Linked DNA regions of Mus musculus: region 2 is linked to region 1. A link is a loop called in an ENCODE intact Hi-C map of the cell type or tissue named here. Cell type or tissue: heart. All regions are shown on one strand. Links, peaks and the distances in the headings refer to the core of each region. The heading gives the core; the rest is flanking DNA.

What was found. Hi-C counts contacts between places; a loop is a spot of excess contacts. Peaks named below come from ENCODE experiments on the same cell type or tissue, not always from the same donor. Only the 100,000 strongest peaks of a DNase experiment are listed, where the experiment ranks them.
Region 2: a loop joins it to region 1, with 4 times the contacts of the local background. A loop is called at or near these places in 2 of 42 quality-filtered maps.

The regions. Positions count from the first base shown.
Region 1 is chr4:84,061,208-84,067,466 of GRCm38, reverse strand. No RefSeq gene overlaps it. Among named protein-coding and RNA genes, the nearest start is that of Gm33410, 8.1 kb to the left of the region's middle. In heart, for the core only: a CTCF peak has its summit at 2,652 (motif pointing left); a DNase peak (open chromatin) is centred at 2,636; H3K27me3 peaks cover 780 bases.
Region 2 is chr4:84,013,674-84,019,932 of GRCm38, reverse strand. No RefSeq gene overlaps it. Among named protein-coding and RNA genes, the nearest start is that of 6030471H07Rik, 28 kb to the left of the region's middle. In heart, for the core only: no CTCF peak of the experiment used is centred there; a DNase peak (open chromatin) is centred at 3,942; H3K27ac peaks cover 232 bases.

The DNA.
Region 1 (6,259 bases), core at 1,409-3,908:
TACACTTTGGTTATATGTATTCCTTTTTCTCCCCTATCTTCCCACCTCACTTTGTGTCTTGAAAAAACAAAAAACAAAAACAAACAAAAAATCCTGAAACCAATTTGTGTTGCCCAAATACTCTTAAGTGTGGGCCATCTGATGGAATGTGGTTGATTTACCAAGGACCCCCGTACTTAAATACCTTCTTCTTGCCAGTGGGCTAGGGGAGGGACCTCATGACCACCTCCCACCTCCATACTGGTTATGGCTTAATTATGACTTAGTTCTGCACAGGTCTCGTGCATGATGTCACAACATAGTTGTAACCTACCACCTCTGGCTCTTAGAATCTTTCCATCCCCTTTCTTCAATGGGCCCTGAGCCTTGGGAGGAAAGGGTGTGATGTGGATATCTCATTTAGGGCTACACACTTCCCAGTCTCCTATTCTCTATGTTGACCAGTTGTGTACCTCCTTTAGCCACCATCCACTGGGGGGGGGGGGGGGATGCAGACTCACAGGATTCTAACTCAGTATTGCTTCTCCACTGGAGACAATCTCAACTTTGAGAAAGTACACATAATTTCCCTAGAAAGACAAGCATATTAATGGAATATCGTGAGCAATCTTGAAGGTCAAAGTTAATGTACTGTAATAATACAGACACAGCACCTAGCAGCTTTTGGGCATAGTAGATGCTTAATAAATGGCCACTAGTGGAGATCTCTGCATGTTGATAAGATTGGGGCTGGTATCATCACTTGTAAGCCTGTCTGAAAGTCCCTTCCCTTCCCCTTGCACCCCAGCTGGACCCTGTCTGTCCTGATGCCTGTAAACATTGCTGAGAAACTGCAAATGATGTTCTTTGAGGGTAGATTTTTCTACCCCCCACTAGCCAGAGAGAGCCTTCCAGAATTTCTCCTCCACTGTTTCTCAGAGGGATATAGTGTTATTGTCAGGGAATTGTGTTCAGTAACAGGATTCCTTCATAATTAGGGAACATGTTCATTTTGGTGATACTATTTCCCCAGGGACTCTGGGTATCTTAATTGCATGAATGGGTTTTCTTTCCTGTTTTGTGTCTGCTATTATTTCTCATGTTTTTCTTCTTATAGGGGATGGGATAAATGAAGCACACCTATGAGCAAGGTCTCTGATTTAAGGACCAGAGCATAAAACACACAGCACTTCACCATCCCCGGTGACCAGCAGATTGCCCGGGAGGCTCCATCTCGGTTTCTCCCTAGACAGACTAACACACTTATTCCATCAGTTGATTTTGTTGATTCTAAGCCACACAAGGCACTAGAAAAGCTGTATTTTGTGGTCATCCCAGTTTGCCTATGAAAAGCAGATGACACAGTTGTATGGCACTGACTTCTCTCACGAGGGTTAGTTTGAAAGCCGTCTGTGTTTATTTACTTTAAGGGAGAAAGTGGTGAAGGAAACAGCAAGCTGGGTGTGTTGTGAAGGCTTCAGGCTCTGTGCAGCTCCTTCCTGTGACTTCCTCGGGACAGAGAAGGGAAGACACTGGCCCGCCATCGTAGGTGGCTTGCTCCCTACACTGAATGGACTCTCCCTTACTTCTTTCTCCCAAGCTTCCCCCCCCCCCCCAATCCACTCTTTGGGTCCAGACCAGTTGTCCTCAGGATGGGAGAAAAATATTGGGGCCTCGCTGACAGCCCTGGGGACAGATCTGGGTCCTAAGCAGATGGTTTCTGCCAGGGGAGGGGAGGGAAATTCCTGATACAAAAACAAGATAACTGAGAGAGAAAGAGAGAGAGAGGCAAGAGCCAAAATCATGCCCGGAATGTAGGGAATTCACAGGGATGAGAAAGAAGATGCAAACAATGTACAGAGTGTGAGGGGGCCGGCTCCCATCTCCACCTCTGCTTTATTCTCTCCGAACAAGCAACCTGTCTCTTCCAAATGGACAGTGGCAAGCCCTCAGGCACTCCTGGCCACCTTATTTCTGACTGGCCGTGAACTTACGGGATCATGCTGCCTGTGTGTGAGAACATGTGTACGCGGTGCAATTAAAAAGGAAGTCAGAAGACGGAACAAATCAATGGCTACCGATTCATAATAAGTTCCTTTCTATATATTTATTTATTTTCCTTTTAGCCACTAAAGGAGCAACAGCAAACTTGCAGCGAGCAGTTGTTGCCAGAGGGTGAATCATGGCTATATTGATTTGATTATGTAAAAGCTCAGAGGAACCTCAAGCCAGATACAGAAATATCTCATAGCCCTGAACCCTACGGGACACACACTAGTAAAAAAGCAATCTTTATATTGTTCCTGATAAAAGCATCATTAGTTTCCTCATAGTGAAACCATTTCTCTGCTGATACAGTATATGGTTTTCTTTTCCTCTAGAATCCACTCAGACATAATTAACACTCAGTTACTAGACTTGAGGCTCCCAGGAGTGCCCTGCTAAAGTTAGGGAGGGGTTAAGAGTTAGAGATGGTCAGGAAGAAAGACTGAGACAGGGTGGTAACAGAGGGAGAAAGGAAGGGGCTGAGAGGAGATGAGGGAGGAGAAAGAGGGAGGTCGAGGCAGGTGGGGGGAAAGTATGGAATTTCCCCTTTTCTGTGGTTTTGAGCATCCCCCTGCCTGGCTTGCACAGCTGTAAGCGCCGGCGCGGTGGCGCCCTCTGCTGGGCGAGTTTATCCTCCCAGCTTTGGAGCCCCACAGCCGGGAAAGCCCCATTCTGCACAACACTCTTCCATACTTAGGTGCTTTGCTTCCTTAAGAATAACACTTCAGACATCACCTTCCAGGGAGGCGTCTTGAATGGTGCCTCTGCAGACAGACAAAAGCTGACGACACATGCGCTGTCTGCTACAGCTGCAGGAGCAGCAGCAAAGCTCCATTGCCTTTAAAGATGGGGGTAAAACGCCTGACTGAAGCATTCCTGGAAATAACAGGGTGGAGTTTGCTGGGTCCAGACATTTTAAGGGTTGAGGAAATGGAAGTTGGGAGCAACAAAGACTCCTGCTTTTAGGGCTTCAGGTCCTGCCTAAGGGACGTCTTGGCCACCTGTGGCCTAGAGAACCCACATAGCAGAGAACTCTGATCTCAGCCTGGGCTTCAGTTTTGTCAAGAGAATAGAAACGCCCAGCGTGCTGACCAGCCTGTGCACTGCTAAACAAATAATGACCCTCTCTGAAAAGGAAAATTGTTGATTTAAAAGTCTTAGATTGGAGGGTTTGAATGTACACAGCAGGAAGAAACCAGGTCCCACTGGAAGTTTACGCTAGCATCCTCTGTTTATGTTAGAAAGCCTATGGCAATACACACATATACACAGTGGCCACGAAAGCATAAATAAACAAAGGAACACTTTTCACACATAGGGACACAACCAGAACCACATGGTTACAAACTTTCAAACTCCAGCATGTCTTAACACAATCTCAGAGCGGTGGCAGCTTGCTCCTTAGCCCTGTCCTCAAGTCTTTTCCTCTGTTTAAACAAAGCTGGTGCATGAGGGTGGGAGTGGGGGAGCATGAAGTGGAAAATCCCCAGATTATCTAGGACCCCACTGTTCAACACTGGGGGCTCAGCCCGATGCCGCTTCCCAGACAGCAGAGTCCCCGTGCTCTCGGAGACACCTGTCTGTTGAAGACTTTACCCAGATCACAGGGGATTAAAGAGAGGAAAAAAAAAACTTCTCAGAGAACTTAAGATGCACACCACAGAAGACTGGTGAGCTTAGTGGCCAGTAGGATATGGGTTCTGAGTCACCTCAACGCATTTGGTAGTAGTGTGCCTTCATCTCACCGTCTGCAAACAAACGATAATGGCAGAAGTCCCTGCCTTACAGCCCTTACACTCATAAAGTGGGCAGATGGTTCAGATTCCTTCAGAGTGGTATTCGGCATATGGTAACCACCACGTGAAGAGTTTTGTCAAGTAAACATACACAGTTCTCACTAATAATCCTGAGACCCTCTTCTATAGCCCCATGAGGTAAGAAGAGACAGTGAGACCCGGTCCCTCCTCTTGGAGTCTTAGGAGTCTCTTCCCGTCTCTCGGTAGCAACGGTTTATTGGATGCTATACTAATATGATACTTGACCTTTGGAAAATCAGCTTGGATAGCAGGCTTCACCTGCAAAGCCCTTACACAATTTCAAAGATCTTATTTAGTATACATTATTTTTTAAAGTCAAATAGAGGAAAAGTTTTATTCTCATTTGAGAGAGCAATTTGAACCTATTTATTTTTACTTCCTTTTTTAAAAAAGAAAAAATGTCAAACTCTTAATCAGTATTAGATTGTGTGGTAGTCTGAATAGGTTTGGCTCCCATAGATTCGTGTGTTTAATTATGCTTGGCCACAGGCAATGGCACTATTAAGAGGTGTGGCCTCGTTGGACCGAAGTGTGTCACTGCTGAGATGGGCTTTGAGACTTCCTCAGCTCAGGCTCTGTCCAGAGCTAATGATGACAGTCTCCTTGCATCTGCCTTCAGATCATGATGTAGAATTTTCATCTCCATTGCCTTTGAAGTTCTGGGTAAACCAGCTGACTGAAGCACTCCTGGAAGCAACAAGGTGGAGTTTGCTGGGTCCAGACATTTTAAGGGTTGAAGAAACAGAAGTTTGGAATGGCAAAGACTCCTGCTTTTAGGGCTTCACGGTTCCTGCCTAAGGGACATCCTGCATTCTATCGTGGGTCAGATTTCTATGAAACAGTAGCAGTGAATAGAGCAAGAGAAAGAACAGAGCAGAGAACAGACTGTGGACAACTTCCTGTAAGCCTTGGTATTGGAGGGGCAGGATAGCTCCTGTCATCTCTCATTAGGGTGGGCTACCTTCTCCCTCCAGGAAATTCCATCACAGAGATGGCTCGGTCTCCTGGATGGTTGCAATGGGCATTGTCTGGTATTCCCTATGGCTACTAAGTTGACCTAGAGTTGTTTGTGACTATCTCCAGTGCATAGGGCAAAGGAGACGGCTCAACCCAGGGATCTGCTCACATCTGGACTCTGCTCTGAATTCAGACTTTGGAAAACTCATAGACTGTCTCAAAACCTTGATTCTCTTCATTCATGAAGGGAATGGTAGCTTTGATGTTGCTTTTAGGGATGAAACAACATGATAGGTGAAGAATTTCCCAGGCTATAGATCTGTGCAGCTGTAGATGTGTCAGGGTTCTGTTCTGCTTTGTTTTGCCCACAGCTCACACAGATGCCCGTTTCAGATGTGCTCAGTAAACCTTCACTGCCACAGAGAATGTCATTTGTAAGGGTCTATAAAGATCAGAAAAGAATTACTGCAGGTGTATACTTGGGAAAAAACCTTTTAACTTACGAAGTTTTAGACAGCAATGGAAAGGGATTTGAAGGGAGGAAGCCAGTCCTTCAGATGGGTCAAAGATGAGGTCAGGTCTTAGCTTTTGTCGACTTGAGAAAGACAAGTGGAGGGTGTGGCTTAACTATAAGACCTCCTCTGGAGGTAGGAAGATGCCACCTCTTCTGATACTCCATGAATGAACTTTCTTTCAGTTTCTTGATTTTTGTCCTCACTTCATTTTTCTCCCATCTGCCCCTCTCTTCCTGATCTACATGAGTCTGCTTTGTCAGGCAAAACTCAGAAATACTGACATGTGGCTTGAGACTCTCAGGAGCCAGGAAGCTGAGACAAGTTGAAAGTAAAGCTATTTTTTAAATCACAGTTTTCTTCTAAGAAACACAGCTTACTCATAACTCTTTCAATATGTTTCTTTGTGTCTCTCTCTCTCTCTTTGTCTCTCTGTCTCTCTGACCCTTTCTGTGAGAGTCAGAAAGAGAGAGAGGGTGAGGGAGAGGGAGAGGGATTTAGATAGTTCCACTTGTCCTTTTCCATCTGTCAAAGCTGTGAGCCCCCAGTGTCCCAAGCCCTGCTGAAGTGTCTGGATATTTCCTTTGGACATAAACAGTGCCTCATCTCTGGGGCTCTGTTCATAGACTCTGTGGATTCCTACCCAAGTCAACTATGAGTCTCTTCTCACATGCCTAAGACCCAGATCTCTCCACTCTCTGCATCCATCTCTCCATTAGGATGTTTCCTGCTTCCTGGTTAATGACTGGTAGTTATCATTTTTAGGACACAGTCAAGGTGAAACCAAGTAGATTTCACGACTTCAATTTCCAGACTTCTAGGTCATATGCAGAGAAAGCCTTGCAAGATTATAAGCCCTACAGCCCTGTGAGGGGCGAGGTTTGGGCCCTGGCAGTTTCTAGGGCAAGAGTGTATCATGAAGTACTGAAGCGCTGGACCCTAAGTGAG
Region 2 (6,259 bases), core at 2,484-4,983, 49 kb after region 1:
GGAGAGGCCCTGTGTCCCACCGTGTTGTCAGGATGCACAGACCCTTCCTTCCCCAGATTCACTTGGCTGGAAGAGTTTCAAGAGGGTCAAGGGAGAAAAGGCTTTAGGAAGGAAAAACAGAAGGAGGAGGAAGATGAGGAGGAGGCGGCAGTGCTGGCTAAGGGGCGGCTATGCTTAGCTGCTCCCTCTCCAGGCTCCTCTGCTAGACTCAGAAAAATAATACTCCTTCCACCGACTTGTCATTTGACCCATAAATTGCAGTACAGGGGTGCTTAAGACTCCCCCTGGGGCTTTATCTGTGCACTTCCGGTTCTAAAGCAGAGTTCCTGACCACGGACATGGCCACACCATCACAGAGCCTGCCGTGGGATGAACTGGATCCGTGGGATCCCTGAGCTCTGCAGCCATGGGCAGGAGTGATGGGAGGCTCTCTCTCCCTCTGACTGCATTCCCATGGATGGGATCAAGTGGAGTTTTGGAAGGATGATTGTTGGCAACTCAAGCCCTGGCTCCTTGAAGGCACAAAGTGGAATGGAGTCACCTCTGTGAGTCAGAAGACAAGAGCCTGCGGGCTTAAGTGGTAGAAGCCCTCTGGTCCCAGAGCCCTGTGGCTATGGAATTCCCTCTCTGACACCCCTAGCATTTTGGTCTGTCTGTTCTTCCCTCCCCATGCCTACCACCATGGGAGCTAAGCTCTTACTCAAATACTTGATGAATACCACTGGTTCTAGCTACATTTCGTGGTCCATGTCTCTTTTGGACCTGCTTTTAAAAATTGGTTCTTCAAGGAGGGTGGAGGGCAGGGGAGGACATCCAGAGGTGTGACAGGCAGAGCTGGCTCTGAATCCTTCCAGATGCACTGTGGTCTCTTCAGAAGGAAAACTTAAGGCTCACAGCTGCATTGCTACAAGCGTGGGGATGAAGCCGCCGAGGGCCTCCACATATTTTCCTTGGCTCCTGCACAAGCCGTTGACATCATTTCAGACTGCACCATTCAGCCACTGCTGTTTAGAACTTGTGGCCGAGTGGGGCTACGTTCCAGAATCTGGGGAAGGTTCTGATTGCAAATTGGGTGGTGGTGGTGGTGATGGTGGTGGTGTGGAGGTGGTCCCACCAAGTTTGTAAAAACAAACAAAGATTCACTGAACCGTGCCCTTCCTCCACTGGGATGACGAGCGAGGTGAACTCTGCCCGCTGCCAGCCCACTCCTGTAATGCACAGGGATCTAGGCTGGAGCAGCAGAGCCTTTGTTCTGGTTCTAAGAAAGGGAGAAGTGACAAATAACTGCTGTGGGTATGAAAACCAGAGGTTCCAGTAGCAAATTCTGTCACATCCTCCCAAATACCACTTGGGCCTGGGCCACTCTGGGCCCATCTACCTTTCCCTGCAAATTCCACATTTCAGGAAAACCCTGTTAACAGTTCCCAGAGGCCCCAGAAAAGGAAATGGCAAGAGTCAGATGTGTAAATATTAGGAAACTGGGCATGTAGGTGGGTGGGTGCGTGCTGTGTGAGAGGATTAATGGCGTCAGGCGCCAGCCAGCTCCTCTACATGGGACTCCTGTGAGGGAGAGTCTCTTAGAGTCAAGTTCTCACAGCTCCACAAAGCCCTCCATTCTGGACCCAAGTACAGCTGGGAAGAATTTCAAAAGTGCAGGCGAGCTTAAGGAAGATTAGGGAGAGCCAGAGGAGAGTGCCTCTGATTTCCGCGGACGATGTCACTGTGGTGTCCAGGATGTGAGACTCCCTGTCTCCCACCAGGGACAAGGGGGCTTACTGTGACTTCCCAGCCTCTAAGGCTGCCAGGGCTGACTCGGAATCCCAGAAGAGTCGCTGTACTTCCACAGCTTCCACTGATGACTTCTGTGGGTCAGAAATGAAGCACGGTCTTCTTTCCCCTGCCTCTCACAGTACAACTGCCAATGTCTGTGGTGTAAATACTCCCGTTGGGGCCAATTTTAGGTTGCCAAAATATTTGGGGACAATTTTTCATCATTCACTTAGAGTTCTTCACATCTTGCGAGCAGAGGGACTGACAGCTACTATTCTGGATTGGTTTTCAAAGTCCCTCTCCACCCCCAGCCCACATTTAAGGCAGAAAATATAGACCCCAGGTCTCCAGAAGGTGGCAAGTATACACACTAGGAGAAATTGCTCCTTGTGCAGGACTACCCCAGGAGAGCTGTTGATCAAATCCCCTTCATTAACTCTGTGTGAAAGAGAAATACGCCTTCCTCACCATGAGACAATGAGACTTAGGTTTGCTGGTGCTTGCTGGTATTGCTTACCCTGGCTAATACAGGTAGCCACCACAATTCTCTGCACTTAGAGATAAGGAAGTTGAGGTTTGCAGGCTCATGGATTAGGTAAGATTGCTGGTAAATGGAAGAGCCAAAATCTATATCCAGTTCCATCCTTCTCCAAAGCCTGTCTGTAAGCTTTGATGGCTTCCCATGACAGAGGCCAGGGTAGCAAGGGGTCTGAGGGCTGCTGGTTTCCCAGGAAGGGAAACCGATCTCCCTGCCAAAGAAGGCCTGTTCTGTGGTGTGTACCACATTCTCAGGGTAGTCTGGGCTGAAATCTGTCCATCTGCTGCTCCCTGGGAGATGGCTTCATTGTGTACAAGCTGCTACTGTTCAGGGCAGAGCAGGGATTCTCTGAAGAACTCTATCCTGACAATGACTATGCACCCAGGACAGCTGGGGGACTAAGCCAGGTCCTATGACAATGAAACACTCACCACAAGGGGACTGTGTGTTTGTGACAATTTGGTAGCCACTCATCACTGGGAAACTGCTGTAGCCACATCCCTAGTCAGCTGGGAACCGCCAGGGTGCACAGCCAGGAGGGGTCGCCAGGAAGCAGCCGCCCAGCTTTGACTTCCCTGAAGGTCCCAGGTAGCTTACATAAATCACCTTTTAAGCATCTCTGCTGCACCTGCTGCAGACATACAGCTGCAGTTACAACTGCTTGCATGACTGTCTTAGAGACTGACACAGGATTTGTGTTCTGATTTCTGGATGTGTTTTTAAAGGAAAACTCCGACAAAAGTATTTGAACAAGGCCACGTTTGGTTTGACATTTAATGAATCACCCGTGTTGAAAAGGGAGAAAGTACATGGATTCGGGAATGCCTTGGAAAACACCAACCATGGAAACACTGCAGGGTGATAAAAGGAAGCTCGGGAGGTGGAAGGGATGTCTGTCCTATTAGATGCTGCCTGTCCTGGCACTGAAGGAGGGAAATGTTCAGGAGGCAGCTCTGAAGTGTCTGACTTCACCGGCGAGGTTCTCTGAGCTGTTACTGTAATCCACACCACTTTTCTGGAAAAGAACCCAATGAGGTTAGGGCAGGTGAGGGTGCTCATGTTTAAAATCCTAGCATTCAAAAGGCTGGGGCAGGAGGTTGGTGAGTTTGAGGCCAGCCTACATAGGAAAATCCTCATGTGGGTGTGTTTGTGTGTGTGTGTGTGTGTGTGTGTGAGCGCACATGTATATGTGTATATATATATATATATATATATATATATATATATATATATATGGAGAGAGAGAGAGAGATACAAAGTACAAAAGAGAAAGATTATCCTCCACACGAGCACACTAGATCAGGATTGTGTAGAAAATGCCTGATGAATTCTTCCCCAGAATGTTTGTGAGACAGGCTCACTGCTCAGTCATGGGTCTAGATGACCACCCTCTGAGCCTGTGCTCTGTGTCTCTCATCCTGACCTTCTAGAGGAACAGAGCCTTGGCTTTGCCTCTGGTCCTCTTGGCATGGGTATTCCTCCCCACCACCCACCTGGTAGGTCACTGCTGTTCACAGCTACTTCCAGGCTCCCAGAGGTTCTGACGCAGACTGGAGAGCTCAGCCGAGGTGTGACTAGATGGACATAAAATAAGTAGCTATGAGGCTGAGAGCCTGACTGCTGAGCTCTGGAAAATACAGGCTTCACAGACCATTTCTCTCTCTCTCTGGGTCCTGCCCAGCTCCTCCCAAGCCTTGGCACTCCACCATCCAAGAGGAGGAACAGTAACTAATAATAGACACCATTTCCAATAATAACACAGGACTCCCATCCCACTATAGAGTCCGAGGGATTAAAATACTCCGAATGAAAGAAACTGCTTGTTTCATGACTCGACCTTTGGCAAGCATGGCTACTGATCCCCAGCCGTCCCTAGACTGGCCTGTACAGGTCGAGACAGGGAAATTGCAGTCTTTGCTTCCCTTACAGGGCCCCTCCCCTGTGCATCCCACCACCTTACTTCCCTCCCTCAGCTGCCTTGCCACCACTCTGTTCCAAACCTGCATCTGAGCTTGCTTTTCTTGTCTCGAAACCATTCTGTCATGCCCAGCCCCAAACCTTGGGCCATCTGAGCCCCAGGCTAGCTATGAATGGTAAATTTACTTAAAAGGTTATTAGGGGTTTTATGATTTTTTTTGTAACTCAGTTGTGCTATTCTTGAATATGACCTTTGTAGATGACAATGTCACGTTTATTGCAATGCCAAGGGTTGGCTGTGCCTTTAGGCAATGAGATCTAAATTCCTGGCTCAATTGGTAAGGTGTTTGCCATGCAAGCATGAGAACACAAGTTCATTCCACAGCACCCATACGAGAAAGCCGGGAACAGTGGCAAGCCCTAACAGTCTCAGAACTAGGGACGTAGAAACAGGTAGATTCCCTGGGGCTTATGGCCCAGCCATCCTAGCCAATGTGGCAAGCTCTTTGCCATTAACAGACTAGCTACAAGAAGTGAAGCTGCCCCTCAAGAACAACATCTGAGGCTCCTCTGGCTGCCACACCCATGCAGGTGTGTGTGTGTGTATGTGTGCCTGCACATGTGCGCAAATGTGCCACACTGGTGATGGCTAATCTCCATTGTCAGCCTGACTACACCTGGAATTAACTAAAATTGCAAGTCCCTGAGCACACGTGTGAGGGGTTTTTAGTTAATAGGATCATTTGAGATAGGAAGACTTGCCCTTAATCTGGACTATACCTCCTCCTGGTAGCCTATGGAAAGGACAAGCTTAAAAGAAACTTTTGTTCTTTGCCTATTTGCTCTTATTCTTGGTTTGATGGCATTAGAGCCATTCTTTGGGGTTCTGACATATCCTGAAAAAGAGCTGAGACACCCAGCCTCGTGAACCAAACAACCACCGGATTTTTTGGTAGACAGCCATAGTTAGACTAGCTGGACCATAGCCTGTAAGCCACTCTAATAAGTCACATATAAGTATATTCTCTCAGTTCTGTTCTCTAGAAAATCGTAGTAGTACACGCACATACCAATATCAGGAAATCTACATACATCTAAGTGCCTAGGTATCAAATGTAAAAGTTGGTAAATTTTGACATACACATAACAATCTAACCACATCTTCACGATTTCCTTATCTCCCAGAGTTCCCTACGACCGGTGGATGCTCCCTTCAGCCATAAGCAACCACTAGCCTCATTTCTATCATCGTGGAGAAATCTGTCCAACTTTGAGTTTATTTAAAGGAATCATACAATCTTGCTGTCTGTCTCCTCCATAAAACCTAATGGGCTTGGATTTTTGTTTGTTTATGCAGGTTTTCACATATGTGGGTAGTTTGCTCTTTTTCTTTGATAAATAGCATCCCATAGTGTGACTATGCAGGGATGATTTCAGTTGCTGGATTCTTGATCTGTTTGCAGTCTTAGTGATGCTGTTGGGAACAATCTAGCCCAGGTATTTATGTGAGTAAGTAATACATGGGAGGAAGTAGACATGCTGGAACATAGGACAGGTGTGGAACTTTAAGAAATCCTCAAACTATTTTCCAGACCAGGTTTGCCACCTGACACCTCGTCCACGGTGTAGGAAATTGGGTACATTACGTTCCTGTGACTCTGTCTGCCTTCACTGTTTCCATGCATAAAAGTCCCCTGACTGCTACCTGACTCATCTCCTAAGCCACCTCTCCTAAGCCATGTAACGTCTGAAACAAATCAGCTAAAAATAGTCCATACCTCAAACTCACCTAAAGTTCCTTCTCACTCGCAGTGTCTGAAGTAGCTTAGTGTTGGCAGGACATTGGGAGAAGTAATTCAACATGGTCTTGTAGAGAATCAGCTATGGGCAGCTCTGCCATGTCCAAGTGAGGCAGCTGATGGAGGGGAACAGGGAGTGGAAGGAAGGCACCCTTCACTGTAAGAATGGCCCAGAGGTGGCCATCCCATCAGCCAACATTTCATGATGGGAACCAATTGTAGCTTACAGGGAGCC